2 separate regions of the Homo sapiens genome follow, and region 1 is linked to region 2. The links are chromatin loops, found by intact Hi-C in ENCODE. Cell type or tissue: HepG2. All regions are shown on one strand. Links, peaks and the distances in the headings refer to the core of each region. The heading gives the core; the rest is flanking DNA. Region 1 overlaps KLHL4 (kelch like family member 4). Region 2 holds the start of LOC107985713 (a long non-coding RNA gene).

Region 1 (8,613 bases), core at 333-8,332, 1.0 Mb after region 2:
CAAATTATAAATTCTACTTATTAATCTCTTGTCAAATGAGTAGTTTGCAAATATTCTCTCCCATTCTGTGGGTTGTGTCCTTTGCTATGCAGCTTTTTAACTTGAAATAATCTTATTTTTCTTCCTCTTCCTCTTCCTCCTCTTCCTCCTCTTCCTCTTCCTCTTCCTCTCCTTCTCCTTCTCCTTCTCCTTCTTCTTCTTCTTTTGGTTGCCTGTGCTTGTGGAGATATTGCTCAAGAAATTTTCGCTCAGACCAATGTCCTGGAGATTTTACCCAATGTTTTCTTGTAGTAGTTTCATAGTTTAAGGTCTTAGATTTAAATGTTTAATCCATGTTGCTTTGATTTTTTTTAATATGGTGAGATATGAGGGTCTAGTTTTAGTCTCCTGAACATAGATATCCAGGTTTCCCAGCACCACTTACTTAGGAGACTGTCTTTTCCCCAGTGTGTGTTTGTGGCATCTTTGTCTAAAATGAGTTCACTGTAGGTGTGTGGACTTGTTACCTCATTCTCTATTCCATTTCATTGGTCTATGTGTCTGTTTTTACACCAGTAACATGCTGTTTTGGTTACTATAGCTTTGCAGTATAATTTGAAGTCAGGTAATGTGATTCCTCCAGTTTTGTTCTTTTTGCTTAGTATAGCTTTGGCTATTCAGGGTCTGTAGTGGTTCCACATTAATTTTCAATTTGTTTTTCTATTTCTGTGAATAATGTAATTGGTATTTTGATAGAGACTGCATTGAATCTATAGATTGCTTTGGGTAGTATGGACATTTTAACATTATTGATTTTTTCAATCTATGAACATGGAATTTGTGGGAGTGTGTGTCCTCTTTAATTTCTTTCATCAGTGTTTTATAATTTTCCTTATATATCTTTCACTTCCTTGGTTAAGTGTTTCCTAGGTATTTTATTTTATGTGTGGCTATTGTAAATGGGATAACTTTTTAATTTCTTTTTCAGATTCTTCACACTGTTGACATATGGAATGCTACTGATTTTTGTATGTTGATTTTTTATCCTGCAAGTTTACTGAATTTGTTGATCAGTTCTAGTAGATTTCTTGTGGATCCTTTAGGTTTTTCCAAGTATATGATAGTATCATGCACAAAAAAGGATAATTTGATGTCATCCTTTCCATTTTGGGTGACCTTTACATCTTTTACTTGTCTGACTGGTCTATCTAGGACTTTAAGTGTTATGTTTAATAAAAGTGATGACAGCAGGTAAACTTTTCGTGTTCCAGATACTAGAGAAAAAGCTTGCAGTTTTTCAGCACTCAGTATGATAATAGTTCTGAGTCCATTGTATATGGCTATTAATATGTTGAGATACGTTCCCTCTATCCCCAGTTGTTTTAGGGTTTTTATCATGAAAGGATGTTTAATTTCATCAAATGCTTTTGCTTTTTCAGCATCAATTGAAATGATCATATGGATTTTATTCTTCATTCTGTTGATATGATGTATCACATTGATTAATTTGCATATGTTGAACTATCCTGACATTCCAGAAATAAATCCCTCTTGATCATGATGAATATTTTTTCTAATGTATTGTTGAATTCTGTTTGCTAGTATTTTGTTGACAATTTTTTGCATCAATATTTTCCATCTATATTGGCCCCTACTTTCCTTTTTATTGATCTGTTTTTGTTGGCTTTTGGTATCAGGATAATACTGGCCTAACAGAATGAGTTTCAAAGTGTTACCTCCTCCTCTATTATTCAGAATAGAATAGCTTGAGTGAGATTGTTATTAATTCTTCTTTAAATATTTGGTCAAACTCAGCAGTGAAGCCATGGGTCCTGGGCTTTTTTTTTTTTTTTTTTGCTTTATTTTATGGAGAGATTTTTATTATGGCTTTCATCTCATTACTTGTTATTCATCTGTTCAGGTTTTAGATTTATTTTTGGTTCAATCTTGGTAGGTTTTATGTATCTAGGAATTTGTCAAATTCTTCCAGATTTTCTCATTTATTGGCCTATAGTTGCTCACAGCAGCCACTATTGATCCTTTAAATTCTGCAGTATCAGTTTTAATGTCTCCTTTTCATTTCTGATCTTATTAATTTGGATATTTTCTCTATTTTTCTTAGTCTGGCTAAAAGTTTGTCAATTTTGTTTAACTTTTTAAAAAACAAATTCTTGTTTCATTGATCTTTTGTATTGTGGTTTGCATTTCAATGTCATTTATTTTAGCTCTGATTTTTATTATTTATTTTCTTCTGCTAATTTTGGATTTCATTTCCTCTTGCTTTTCTAGTTCTTTAAGACACATTGTTAGATTGCTTATTTGAAATTTTTCCTCTTTTTGATGTAAGCACTTATAGCTGCAAACTTCCCTCCTAGTGCTGGTTTTCCTGTATTCCATGGGTTCTGATATGTTGTGTTTCCATTACCACTTGTTTCAAGAAATTTGTTAATTTCCATCTTAATTTATTCATTGACCAACTTATCATTCAGGGACATATTGTTTAATTCCCATGTATTTCTATAGTTGCTAAAATTTATCTTGTTATTAATTTCTAGTTTTATTTCATTGTGGTCAGAGGTGATCCTTGATATTATTTCAGGTTTTTTTTGAATGTTTTAAAACTTGTTTTGTGACCTAACATATGACTATCTTTGGGAATTATCCATGTGCTAAGGAAAAGAGTGTCTATTCTGAAGCTCTTGGATGAAATGACTATAAATATGTATTAGATCCATTTGTTCTTCAGTGCAGATTAAGTCTCATGTTTCTTTGTTGATTTTCTGTCTACACGATCTATCCAATGCTGAAAGTGGGGTGTTGAAGTCTCCTGCTATTATTGTACTGGGTCCTATCTCTCTCTTAAGCTCTAACAATATTTGTTTTATGTATCTGTGTGCTCCAGTGTTGGGTGCATATATATGAAAAGTTTTTAGATCCTCTTGTTGAATAGATACCTTTATCATGATATAGTGACCATCTTTTTCACTTTTTATAGTTTTTGTCTTAAATTATATTTTGTCTGATATTAGTATAGCTACTTATGCTCTTTTTTGGTTTCCAAAGGCATGGAATATATTTTTCCATCTCTTTATTTTTCATCTATGTGTGTCTTTATAGGTAAAACTTGTTACTCATAGGCAAAAGATCAATGAGTCTTGTCTTTTTTATTCATTCAGCCAGTCTATGTCTTTTGATTGGATCATTTAGTCCATTTACATTCAATGTTATTATCGATGAGTAAGGGCTTACTCCTGCTAATTTGTTTGTTATTTGTTTTCTGTTTGTTTTGTGGTCATCTCTTCCTTATTTCCTTTCTTCCTGTCTTTCTGTAATCAAGTTAATTTTTCTGGTGATATAATTTTGTTTCTTGTTTTTATTTTTTGTGTATCCATTGTATGTTTTTTGGTTTGAGGTTACTGGGAGGTGTGCAAATACTATCATCTTCTAATCCATTATTTTAATCTAATAACAACACTATTTGCATAAACAAACAAACAAAAAGAAAACTAATAAAAAAAATCTGTTTTAGCTATTACCCCTGCTTTAACATTTTGTTGTTTCTATTTATATCGTATTGTACTATGTCTTGAAAAGTTGTACTTATTATTTTTCGTTTTGTCTTTCTAATTAAGAGTAGTTTACACACCATAGTTAGTGTTATAATATTCTGTGTTTTTCTTTTTACTTAATGTCATTAGTGAGTTTTATACCTTCAGGCAATTATTTATTGATCATTAATGTCTTTATATTTTTTATTGAAGTTCTCCCTTTAGCATTTCTTGTAGGACAGGCCTGGTGTTGATGAAATCCCTCAGCTTTCATTTGTTTGTGAAGGGCTTTATTTCCTTTTCATGTTTGAATAATATTTTCACCAGATATATTATTCTAGAGTAAAAGGTTTTTTTTGTTATTGTTGTTCAGCACTTTAGATATATCATGCCACTCTCTTTTGGCCTGTAAGGCTTCCACTGAAAAGTGTGCTGCCAGATGTATTATAGCTTCATTTAATGTTACTTGTTTCTTTTCTCTTGCTGCTTTTGGTATCTTTCCTTTATCTTAACCTTTGGAAGTTTCATTATTAAATGGCTTGAGGTCGTCATTTTGGGGGTAAATCTACTTGATGTTCTATAACTTTTTTTTTTTTTTTTTGGATACGGATAACTTTTCCTAGGTTTGGGAAGTTCTCTCTTATTATCCCTTTAAATGAACTTGCTACTTCTATCTTTTCCCTACCTTCTCTTTAAGGCCAATAACTTTTAGATTTGCCCTTTTGAGGGTTTTTTCTGGTTTCTGAAGGTGTGCTTCATTGTTTTCTATTCTTTTTTTTTATTTTGTCTTTTCTGACTGTGTATTTTCAAGTAGCTGTCTTCAAACTCACTATTACTATCTTCTGCTAGATCCATCCTGCTCTTAAAAGACTCTGGTGCATTCTCCAGTGGTAAAATTGCACTTTTATGCTCCAGGATTTCTTCCTGATTTTTTCAATTAGTTAATCTCTTTGTTAAATGTATCTGATAGAATTCTGGATTCCTTCTCTGCATTATCTTCAATTTCTTTGTGTTTCCTCAACACAGCTCTTTTGAATTATCTGCCTGAACGGTTACATATCTCTGTTTACCCAGAATTGGTCCCTGGTACCTTATTTCGTTCATTTATTGAGGTCATGTTTCCGTGGATGATGTTGATGCTGGTAGATGTTCTTTGGTGTCTGGGCATTGAAGAGTTGGCTATTTATTGTAGTATTTATTGTCTGGGCTTAGTTATAGATGTGCTTCATGGGAAGGGTTTCCAGATATTCGAAAGGACTTGGGTATTGTGATTTAATCAGTATCTACTTTAGGGGGCACCTCAAGCCCAGTAGAACTGTTGTCCTTTCAGATTCATAGAGGTACTGCCTTGATGGTCTTCAACAAGATCTGGGAGAATTCTCAGATTTACCAGGCAGAGACTTTTGTTCCTTTTCCTTTTGTTCTCCCAAAAATGTAGAGTCTCTCTCTTTTCTGAGCCACCTAAAGCTGGAGGTGAAATGACACAAGCACCATTGTTACCACCACCACTATGTGCTGGGTCACATTTGAAGCCAGCCCAGCACTGGTCCTAGCCCAAGGCAAGCTGTAAAAATTCACTGGCTTAAGAGCCCACTTTGTGCTCTGCCCCCTTGTGGTCATGCTGGTACCTAAGTTGCTATGCAAAGTTCCCTTTACTTTTTCCTCTGCTTTTTTCAAGCAGAAGGAGGTTTGTCCTATGGCCATTACAGCTGGTAATGTGCTGAGTCTTACCTGAAGCCAGAAAGTCTAAGGGCTAACCCAAGGCCGTCAATGTACTACCTGGGTATTGCTTCTGGTTATTTAGGGACCAAAGGCTCTTCAGTTAGCAGATGTGAATACTGCCAGGGCTAGGTCCTTTTCATCAAGGCAATGGGTTTCCTTCTGGCTCAGAGTGTGTCTAGAAATGTCTGGGAGCTAGGGCCTAGAATGTGGGCCTCACAACTCTGACTGATGCCCTATTTTGGTATGGCTGACATGGCATCGAAGATGCAAGACAAAGTCCTCCCCACTCTTCCTTTACTCTTCCTTCTCCTTTCCTAAATCAGAAGGAAGGAGTCTTATTTAGAGCTGCAAGCTGTGCTACGTGGCCTGGGGCCAGGGGAGGGTGATGCTAGCACTCCCATGGCTGCCCCAGTTGGTGTCTCACTATGTCAAATTGAGAGGTGAAGCCAGCTGGACTTCCTGTGTCGAGTGGGGACTTGGAGAACTTTTCTGTCTTACAAGAGGATTGTAAAACACATTAATCAGTGCTCTGTAGCTAGCAAAGGGATTGTAAAATGCACCAATCAGTGCTCTGTAAAAACGCACCAATTAACACCCTGTAGCTAGCAAGAGGATTGTAAAATGCACCAATCAGCACTCTGTAAAAACGCACCAATCATCACTCTGTAGTTAGCAAGGGGATTATAAAATGTACTAATCAGCACTCTGTAAAATGCACCAATCAGCAGGATCCTAAAAGTAGCCAATTGCAGGGAGGATTGAAAAAAACGACACTATGATAGGACAGAAACAGAACATGGGAGGGGACAAATAAGGGAATAAAAGCTGGCCACCCCAGCCAGCAGTGGCTACCCACTCAGGTCCTCTTCCACACTTTGGAAGCTTTGTTCTTCCGCTCTTCACAATAAATCTTGCTGCTGCTCACTATTTGGGTCCGTGCCATCTTTAAGAGCTGTAACACTCACCACGAAGGCCTGCGGCTCCATTCTTGAAGTCAGTGAGACCACAAACCCACTGGAAGGAACCAACTCTGGACACAAAATGATCCCCCCACCAGCCCAAGTCCACTTTATCTTGGCCTAGTTCTGCACTAGATGTTGCCTAAGAGATGTAGTCATCATGCTCTAGACTGCCTTTCAAATTTACTTGGGGACACAGAGTGCTGTAGTTCTTTCGTGGTGAGGTTTCATGAACTCAAATTTGGACTGCTTAGATTGGGATTTCCCTCTGGCTAGGGCTGGTTTAAATGTTCCCTTTCTGAACGGCCATCAGCTGACTTTGTTCTGGTTTTTCTTTCTGCTCTTACAGGACAGCACCAAGTTCTATTCCCCACAATTGCTGTGTTATCCCTACAAAAATACTCAGACAGGCTCGCAGCAACAAGCTGCTGCTGCTGGATGTTGGGGAAGTGGTGGCATCCGCGATTCCAGACTGTTTTTTTCTATCTCTTAGGTGCTTTTTTACAGTGATATAAAGTTAAAACCAGGTACCATGAGTGCTCACCTAATTTTCGTTTCTTATGAAGGTGTTTTTTCTATGTAGATACTTATTAACTTGTTGTCCTTGCAGGGGGGATGATCTATTTTTGTCTGCCTGTCTTACTTCAGAAAGATAGGCTTCAAGCTTTGAGATTCTTTCCTCTACTTGATCTATTCTGTTATTAATACTTGTGATTGCATTGTGAAATTCTTATAGTGTGCTTTTAGCTCTATCAGGTTGGTTATGATCCTCTCTATATTGGCTATTTTGGCTGTCAGCTCATGCACTGTTCTATCATACCTCTTAGCTTCTTTGCATTGAGTTACAACATGCTTCTTTAGCTCAGTGAAGTTCATTTTTACCCACATTCTGAAGCCTAGTTCTGTCATTTCAGCCATCTCAGCCTTATCCCAGTTCTGAACCCTTCCTGCAGAGGTGTTGCAGTTATTTGGAGGAAAAGGGGCACTCTGGCTTTTTGAGTTTTCAGCATTTTTGTGCTGATTCTTTCTCATCTTTGTGGGCTCATCTACCTTCTGTTTTTGAGATTGCTTACCTTTGGATGGAGTTTTTCTGGTTTTTTTTGTTGTTTGTTCCTTTGTTTTTCTTTTAACCATCTGGCCACTCTTCCATAGGGCTGCTGCAGTCCGCAGTGGGTCTGCTCTATATTTTAGTCACCTATGTTTGTCCAGTACCTGGAGGTATCACTAGTGAATGCTGTGAAACAGCAAATATGGCCTTTTGCCACTGTCTCTGGAAGCTCTGTCCCAGGGGGGTACTGACCTGTTACCAGACTGAACGCACCTGTAGGAGGTGGGTGGAGACCCTGGTTGGGACGTCTCACACAGTCAGAGGAATGGGATCAAGAAACCCCTTAAAGATGCATTCTGATTGCTTTTGCGGAGAGCAGCTGTGCTGTGTTGGGGATCTCTTCAGCCCCCAATTGGTTTGGCCTCTCCAAGGCCAATAGGCTAGACTGGCTGAGATGCCCAAATAGCCAACATGGTGGTCTTCCCCACCCCCCGGCACTCCACCCCAGGGAGAAATTAGCACTCCGTCTCAGCCTTAAAACATAGGCAGGGGTGGCCAGAAGCCCTGGGTGAGAAAACCCTTATCACAAGAAGTGAACTGCAGTCCCACTTAAAAAAGCAGTCTGGCCATGCCTTGACAAAATAGCCATGTCATGCTGATGAACCAACTGTGACCCTGTCAGCTTGGGCTCTTTAAAGCCCACAGGCTGGAATGGATGAGTTGTCCAAACAATCAACCTGGCAGCCCTCCCCTACATTTAGGTACTCTGTCCCAGGGAGAGATCAGAGCTCTGTCTATAGAATACATGTGAGTGGGGGTGGCTGGAGGCCCTAGCTGGGAGGTCCTGCCCAGTGATGTCTATTTCTTTTATGTTCATTTGGTCTATATAGTGTTGTGCAAGTCTGTTTCCTTTTTAACTTTCTGTCTGGATATTCAATCAATTATTTCAAGTTTGGTATTAAAATCTCCTACAATTGTATTGCTATCTATTTCCCTTTAATGTTTATTTTATATATGTAGATGCTCTGATATTGTGTAGAAATAAGTTTATAATTCTTATATCTTCTTGATAAATTGATATTTTATTATTATAAAATTACCTTCTTTGTATGTATCTTGTGACACTTTTTGACTTAACATCTCTTTCATCTGATGGAAGTATAGCTCCCTATTTTTTTTGTTGTTCTTATCTGTATAGCATATCATTTTCTATCACTTCACTTTCAGCCCGTGTGTGTCCTTGAATCCAAAGTGTATCTCTTCTAGGCAGCATAAAGTTGGATCTTGCGTTTTTATCCATTCAGCAACTCTGTCTTTTCATGGGGGAGGTTAATCCATTTATGTTTAAATTATTTTT
Region 2 (8,613 bases), core at 330-8,329:
TTCCTAATGTTTCCTTCTAGTAGTTTCATAGTTTCAGGTCTTACATGCAAGTCATTAATCCATATTAATTTGATTTTTGTGTATGATGAGAGATAGGGATCTAGTTTCATATTTTGCATATGAATATCCAATTTTCCCAGAACCATTTATTGAAGAGCCTGTTCTTTCACTATTGTATGTTTGTGGCACGTTTATCAAAAATGAGTTGGCTGTAAATACGTGGATTTATATGTGTGTCCTTTATTCAGTTTTATTGGTCTGTGTGTCTGTTTTTATGTGAGTACTATGCTGATTTGGTTATTATAGCTTTGAAGTGTGTTTTGAAGTCAGGTAGCATGATGTCTCCAGCTTTGTTCTTTTTGCTCATGATTGCTTTGGCTATCAGGGTCTTTTGTGGTCCCATATAAATTTTATGATTTTTTGTCTATTTCTGTGAAGAATGTCATGTAGATTATGTATCTATGTGATATACATAGGAAACAGGATGGTGTGGTACCTGAGAGCATGAACTCTCTTTGAGCCTCAGCTCAGCCACTTTCTTGCTTTATAACCTTGGCAAACTATTTAATCTCTCTGAGGTACATTCTCAATTTCCTCATCTATAAGAAAGAGAAAATAATTCAGATTATTTTTGTGGGACTATATATTTTGTGGTACCACATAAATTTTAATATTTTTTCTATTTCTATGAAGAATGTCATTAGTATTTTGATAGAGATTGCATTAGATCTGCAAATTGCTTTAAATAAAATTATAATTTTAACAATATGAATTCTTCAATTTCAAAATATGAAGTGTCTTTTTATGTTTTTATATCATTTTAAATTTCTTTCATTAGTGTTGTATAGTATTCCTGGTACACATATTTTACTTCTTTGGTTAAATGGATGCCTAGACATTTTATATTTCTTGTAGCTGTTGGAAATTGGATTGCTTTCTTGATATTTTTTTCAGATTTTTTGCTCTTGGCTCATATAAATGCTACTGATTTTGCATACTTTTGTATTCTTTAATTTTATTGATTTTATTTATCTACTTTAATAGTTATTTTGGTAGGCCGTGCATGGTGGCTCACGCTTGTAATCCTAGCACTTTGGGAGGCTGAGATGGGTGATCACTTGAGGCCAGAAGTTTGAGAACAGTCTGGCCATAATGGTGAAACTCCGTCTCTACTAAAAATACAAAAATTAACTGGGCATGGTGGCACATGCCTGTAGTCCCAGCTACACCTGGAAAGCTGAGGCATGAGAATCACTTGAACCCAGGATGTGTATGTTGCAGTGAGCCAAGATTGTGCCACTGGACTCCAGCCTGGGTGACAGAGACCCTTTCTCCAAAAAAAAAAAAAAAAAAGAAAAGAAAAAAAGAAAAAAAAGTTATTTTGTTGCAGTCTACAGGTTTTTCCAAGTGTTAGGATCCTGGCATCTGCAAACAAGACTAATTTGGCTTCTTTCTTTCCAATTTGAATGTCTTTCTTTATCTTGCCTTATTGCTCTAACCTGAATTTTCAGTTATAATGTTGAATGAAAGTGAGAGAAGTGGGCATATTTGACTTGTTCAAGATCTTAGAAAAATCTCTTTCAATTTTTTTCTGTTTTGTATGATGTTGGGTGTGGGTTTGCCATATCTGATTCTTGTTATTTTGAGGTTTTTTTTTTTTTTTAAGACTTAGTTCATTGAGGGTTTTAATCATAATAGAATGCTGAATTTCATTGAATAATTTTTGAGCATGTATTGAAATAATCATAGGGTTTTTTTCTTTAGTTCTATTAACATAATATATCCCATTTACTAATTTGCATGTGTTGAATCATCCTGAAGTCACTAGGATGAATCCTACTGGATCTTGGCAAATTATCTTTTTAATTTGTTGAATTTGGTTTGCTAGTATTTTGTTGAGGAATTATGCATATGTTCATCTCTTATGTCTTTCTCTGGTTATTGTATCAAGATAATGGTAGCCTTTTGGAATGAGTTTAGACCTTTTCCTTCTTCAAATTTTTGATGAGCTAGAGTAGAATTGTGACTATTTCTTCTTCAAAAGTTTTGGAGAATGTAAGAGTATAGCTGTCAATTCTTGGATCTTTAAACATTTTTGATGGGAGAATCTTTATTATGGCATCAACCCCATTACTCATTATTGGTTTGTTGAGGTTTTCATGGTTCAATCTTGGTAGGCTATAGGAGTCCAGGAATTTATCCATTCCTTCTAGGATTTTCAATTTGTTGGCATATAATTGTTTGTAATTGTCTCTAAAGTTTCTTTGTATTTCTGCGCTCCCAAATGTCATAGCTTCTTTTTTATTGGTGATTTTTATATGTTAGGTAGGGTCTTCCCTCTTTTTTCTAAGTCTAGCTAAAGGTTCATAGATTTTATCCTTAGAAAGCAACTTTTCATATCATTGATCTGTATTTTTTGTCAAAATTTTATTTCTGCTCTAATATTTATTATCTTTTTTTCTATTAATTTTGAGTTTGTTCTTACTTTTCTACTTCCTTGAGGTGCATCATTTGGTTGTTTATTTGAAGTCCTTCCACTTTTGTATATAAGCATTTATTGCCATAATCTTCCCTCTTCGTACTGCTTTTTCCATATCCCATAGATTTTGGTATGTGGTAGGCTTTTTTTTTTTCATTTCTTTCAAAAGATTTTCTTAAATTTCCTTCTTCATTTTTTTTTTTTTTACTGGCTCATTCATAAAGAGCATGTTGTTTAATTTTCATGTGTTTATGTATTTCTGAGTTTCCTCATTATTGATTTCTAGTTTTCTTCCACTATGATCAGAAAATACACTTGATTTAATTTCTACTTTTTTGAATTTGTCGAGACTTGTTTTGTGGCCTAAGATATGGTCTATTTTAGAGAATGTTCCATGTGCTGATGAAAACAATGTGTGTAATGCAGCAGCGAGGTGAAATGTTCTGAAACTATCTATGTCTATTTGGTTTAGTGTGTAGTTTAACTGATGTTTCTTTGTTAACTTTCTGTCTGGATAATTTGTCCATTCCTGAGATTGAGTTGTTGATGTCCCCTGCCATTATTGTATTGCAGACTATCTTTCCCTTTAAATCTATTAACGTTTGCTTTATATGCTTAAGTGTATAGATATTTACAATTGTTATATCCTCTCACTGAATTGGCTTCTTTATTATGTGGTGACCTTCTTTGTCTCTTTTTACAGTCTCGGATTTGTATCCTATTTTGTCTAAAATAAGTGTAGCTACTCCTGCTCTTTTTAAGTTTCTAGTTGCATAGAATATCTTTTAACACTCCATCACTTTCGGTCTATGTGCCTTTATAGATGAGGTGGATATTGGGTCTGATTTATCCATTCAGCCACTTTGTGCCTTTTAATTGAAAAATTGATTCAATTTACATTCAGTGACAGTATTGATAAGTAAGGACTTACTACTGCCATTTTGTTGCTTTATTTCTCTTTCTTTCATTCTTTTATTTTTAAAAGATGACAACTTGTCTTAGCTCACAAATAAAAAAAAGAAACAAACCAAGAAAACAACAACAAAAAAACAACTCTACACTTTAATTCCATTTTTCACATTTAGACTTAAGTTGTCTCAATTTTCATATTTTTATATTGCCTGTCTCTTAACAGGTTGCTGAGGTTATTATTGTTTTTGATAAATTTGTCCTTTGGGCTTTATAATAAAGTTATGAGTGGATCACACACCAAAATTACAGTATTAGAGTAGTCTGGGTTTATCCGTATACTTAGAATTGCCAGTGGGTTTTATACTTTCAAATGTTTTGTTTTTGCACATTAGTATCTTTTTCTTTCAGGATGAAAAACTCCTTTTAGCATTTCTTATAATACATGACAGGTGGTGGTGAATTATCTCAGCTTTTATCTGGGAAATACTTTATCTCTTCTTCATATTTGAAGACTAGCTGGCTGGGCGCTGTGGCTCACATCTGTAATCCCAGCATTTTGGGAGGCCAAGATGGGTAGATCACGAGGTCAGGAATTCAAGACCAGCCTGGCCAAGATGGTGAAACCCCATCTCTACTAAAAATATAAAAATTAGCTGGGCGTGATGGTGGAGGCCTGTAATCCCAGCTACTCGGGAGGCTGAGGCAGGGAATTGCTTGAATCCGGGAGGCAGAGGTTGCAGTGAGCTGAGATCGCGCCACTGCACTCCAGCCTGCTCACCAGAGCGAGACTCCATCTCAGAAAAAAAAAAAGAAAAGAAAAGAAAGAAAAAAAAGAAGAATAGCTTTCCTGGGTACAATATTGTTGGATGACAGTGGTTTTGTTTGTTTGTTTGTTGCAGTTTGAAAATGTCATCATACACCCTTCTGGCCTGAATGGTTTTTGTTAAGTCTGTTAGATGAATCGAAGCTCTTTTATATGTTATTTTCTTATTTTATATTGATGCTTATAGGATCCTCTCTTTGTGCTTGACATTTGAGAATTTGATTATTATATGCCTTGGAGTACTCTTATTTGACTTTAATTATTTTGGTGTTCTCTGACCTTCCCGTACCTAGATATTTATCTCTTTCTTAAGTTTTGGAAAATTTTATGCTATTATTTCTTCTGATAAGCTTTGTACCTTGCTCTTGCTTAGCTCCCCTTTGAACACCAATAATTCTTAGAGCTGGTTTTTTGAGATATTTTTCTATATTTTACTTTATCTTCATTTATTTTTATTTTTCTCCTGACTGTATTTTCAAATAGCCTGTCTTTGATCTCCCTGATTATTTTCTATGTTTGATCTATTCTGCTGTTGAAGGCCTCTAATAAATTTTTCAGTTAAGTGAATGTATATCTCAGTTCCACAGTTTATGCTTGATATTGTCTTATTATTTCATTTGCAAAGTTTCTATGATTAATTCCTGATTGATTTTTTATGTTATCTTGGAAAACACTATTTCTTTAAATTGCTATTTTAAATTCTTAGAGAGTTAACAAATCACCATCTCATTAGGGTCAGTCACTAGTTTCTTGCTTTGTACATATGAGAATGTCATAATTCCCTTTGCTGTTGTTTGTGTGGCAGTATGTCTATTTCTTTGCATTGAAATATTAATTATTTATTCCAGTTTTCTCTGCTTGGCTTGTTTTTGTTGTTGTTGTTAGATATGTTTGCTTAGAGATTTTTTATAATTTGCCTATTGATTTTTCTTCTTTTCTTTTCCTTTCTTTACTTTTCTTTTTTTTTTTTTTTCTGCTAGGTTGATGCCTTCATTAGGGCACTAGATGGAGCCTTAAGCCCAGGTTTGCTGCAGTTCTAGTAAACAGAATGTCTTTCATCCAGAATGAGGGATGTAACAGGAGAAATATCCCAGTAGTGTGGGAAAGCTAATTAGGGGTTTGTACCCATGGGAACTATGGGATAAAACTTCTAAAATGTGGTGATACTGAACAGTTGCTCTGAATTGATGTCTCCTTTGGGTGAGTTACAAAGCAGAGTTTTCAGGGCTAGGAATGGTTGTCCTTCCTTCTCCATTTGTCTCTCACTGTCTTCAGGAATATTTCTCCCTTCAGGCACTCCCAATGCTTCCCGTGGGTTGAGGCAGGAATGTGTTTTTTTGTCAGTGAAGCTGAGATCGTCAGGATGGTGGTGCCCCCTCTTGATCCCACTTTTTCCAGTGTAGAGACCATTAGTCCTAAGGAAGATTTTTATGTGTTTGGTGGTGGGAAGATTGGAGGAACGGTCATCACAGATGTGGAAGTCTGAATCTCTTACATATGCTCTAAGGTTTCTTGACTTTCCTGCCGTCCTGGGAACTGTCACATCTTCCTGTGTGAGGTCTGGGCTATTGCTGGAGAGAATCTTGGCACTATATGTTTGTTTTTAGTTTTCTATGGGGGTGGTGAGGCCAGCTTTCTGCTATGCTGCCATTTTGAAACTGAAAGTCAGTGTTGAAAATTTTTTTATGTACTTGGTCATTTGTATTTATTCTTTGAAAAATGTCTATTTGCCAAAATTTTGTAATAGATTTTTTTTTCTGTTCAGTTGTTTGAGTTCCTTATATATTCTGGACATTAACGCCTTGTGAATGAATAGTTTGCAAATATTTTCTCCTATTCTTCAGGTTGTCTCTTTCCACTGCTGATTGTTTCCTTTGCTGTTCAGGAGCTTTTTTGTTTGACATAATCTCATTTCTCTATTTTTCTTAATGCCTTCACTTTTGAAGTATTACTCATAAAATCTGTACCTAGAACAATGTTCTAAGGCATTTCCCCTATGTTTTATTCTTTTATAATTTGTGTCTTACATCTAAGTTTTTAATGCATTTTGAGTTGTTTATTATATATGGTAAAAGATGGAAATTTAGATTTATTCTTCTACATGTCGATATCCAGTTTGTCTAAAACTATTTACTGAAAAGAGTGGCATTTTCCTAATGTATGTTCTTGACTCCTTTTTTGAAAATCAGTTAGCTATAAATATGTGAATTTATAATTGGTTTCTCAATTCTGTTTCATTGACATATGTGTGTTTTATTACAATTCCATGCTTTTTACATTTTTGTTTCTTTTTTTATTGAAGTGAAAAATACATATATAATTTATTATTTTGCTGTTTTGAAATGCGAAGTTTAGTGGTAATATATGCTTATGTACTTATTATAAATATAAAATCTTCTTTGTTTCTTTCATTTCCGCCTTTGATAACCATTAATCTACTCTTCATTTTCATGAGATTCACTATTTTAGCTCCATCATATGAGTGAGAAAATGTGATATTTGTCTTTCTGTGCCTGACTTATTTCACTTAATATAGTGATCTCCAGTTCCATCTGTGTTCCTTAAAATGACAGGATTTCATTCTTTTTATGGCTGAATAATATTTTGTTATGCATATATGCCATATTGTCTTTATCCACTTATTCATTGGTGAGCATTTATGTTGATTCCATATTTTGAACTATTCTAAATAATGCAGCAATAACATGGAAATGCAGACATCTCTTTGATGTACTGATTTCCTTTCTTTTGAATATATACCCAGTAGTAGAATTGCTTAATATATGGTAGCACTTTTTTTTTTTCAGTGTCTTGCTCTGTTACCTGGGTTGGAGTACACTGGGGTGATCTTGACTCACTGCGACCTCTACCTTCTGGGCTCCAGTGATCCTCCCACCTCAGCCTCCCTAGTAGCTGGGACTATAGGTGCATGCCACCATGCTGGGCTAATTTTTTTAATTTTTTTGTGGAGATGGAGTTTCACCATATTGCCCAGGCTGATCTTGACATTGGGCTCAAACAATTCACCTATCTTGGCCTCTCAAAGTGTTGGGATTACAGGTGTCAACCACCATGCCTAGTGGTAGATCTATTTTTTCTTCTTTGAGAAACCTCCATAATGTTCTCCATAGTCACAGTATTAATTTATATTCTCAGCAACAATGTACAAGAGTTTTCCTTTCTCAATACTCTTGTGAGTTATTGCCTGTGTTTTTGATAAAAGCTATTTTAACTGGAGTGAGATGATGTCTCACTGTGATTTTGATTTGCATTTCTCTGATGATTTGTTATTTTTAGCATTTCTCATACACATGTTTGTCATTTATGTACTTCTGAGAAAAGTCTATTCAGATCTTTTGCTTTTTTTTTTTTTTGAGATGAAGTTTTGCTCTTGTCACCCGGGTTCAAGAGATTCTCATGCCTTAGCCTCCTGAGTAGCCGGGATTACAGGCCCCTGCCACCATGCCCAGTTAATTTTTGTATTTTCAGTAGAGATGGGGTTTCACCATGTTGGCCAGACTGGTCTTGAACTCCTGACCTCAGGTTATCCACCCGCCTCAGCCTCCCAAAGTACTGGGATTACAGGCATGAGCCACCAGACACGGCCTTTTGCTTATCTTTTAATTGAATTATTATTATTATTTTGCTCTTGAACTGTTTAAGCCACTTATATATTCTGGTTATTAATCCTTTGTCAGATCAATGGTTTGCAACTGTTTTCTTCAATTCTGTGGATTGTCTTCATTTTTTTGATTGTTTCATTTGTTGCGTGAAAGCTTTTTAGCTTGAGGTAATCTTATTTGTCTATTTTTGCTTTGGTACCCTGTGCCTTTCAGGTCTTACACACAAAAAAATTTGCCCAGACCAATTTCCTACAGTGTTTCCCCAATGTTTTCTTCTAGTAGTTTCCTAGTTTCAGGTAGTAGATTATAGTTTCTAATTTATTTTTATTTTATTTTTGTGTGTGGTGAAAGATGGCAGTCTAATTTTTTTTTTGGCATAGTTAATCGATTTTTCCAACACATTTATTGAAACAACTGTCCTTTTCCCATTGTGTGTGCTTGGCACCTGTGTCGAAGATGAGATTTTTTGCAGCTGGGGTAGTATATATCTGTGTTCTCTATTCTCTTCTTTTGCTCTGTGGGTCTGTTTTTATGCCAATATCATGGTGTCTTGGTTGCTATAGCTTTGATATATATATATATATATATGTATATCAATGATACTTCAAGTTCTGGGATACATGTGCAGAACAGGCAGGCTTGTTACATAAGTATAAATGTACCATGGTGGTTTGCTGGACCCATCAAACTGTCATCTACATTTGGTATTTCTCCTAATGCTATCCCTCCTCATGCCCCCCACCCCCCAACAGGCCCCAGTGTGAGATGTTCCCCTC

Evidence for each region. A loop is a pair of places that touch in the nucleus more often than their neighbours do. Peaks named below come from ENCODE experiments on the same cell type or tissue, not always from the same donor. Only the 100,000 strongest peaks of a DNase experiment are listed, where the experiment ranks them.
Region 1: a loop joins it to region 2, with 11 times the contacts of the local background. A loop is called at or near these places in 6 of 110 quality-filtered maps.

What each region holds. Positions count from the first base shown.
Region 1 is chrX:87,580,373-87,588,985 of GRCh38, reverse strand. All of the region lies in intron 1 of KLHL4 (kelch like family member 4), which reads right to left. Among named protein-coding and RNA genes, the nearest start is that of KLHL4, 67 kb to the right of the region's middle. In HepG2, for the core only: a CTCF peak has its summit at 5,145 (motif pointing left); no DNase peak of the experiment used is centred there.
Region 2 is chrX:88,610,149-88,618,761 of GRCh38, reverse strand. LOC107985713 (a long non-coding RNA gene) reads left to right here and starts at 5,272. Exons shown (of 5, transcript XR_001755911.2): 1 at 5,272-5,414. In HepG2, for the core only: a CTCF peak has its summit at 5,230 (motif pointing right); a DNase peak (open chromatin) is centred at 5,251.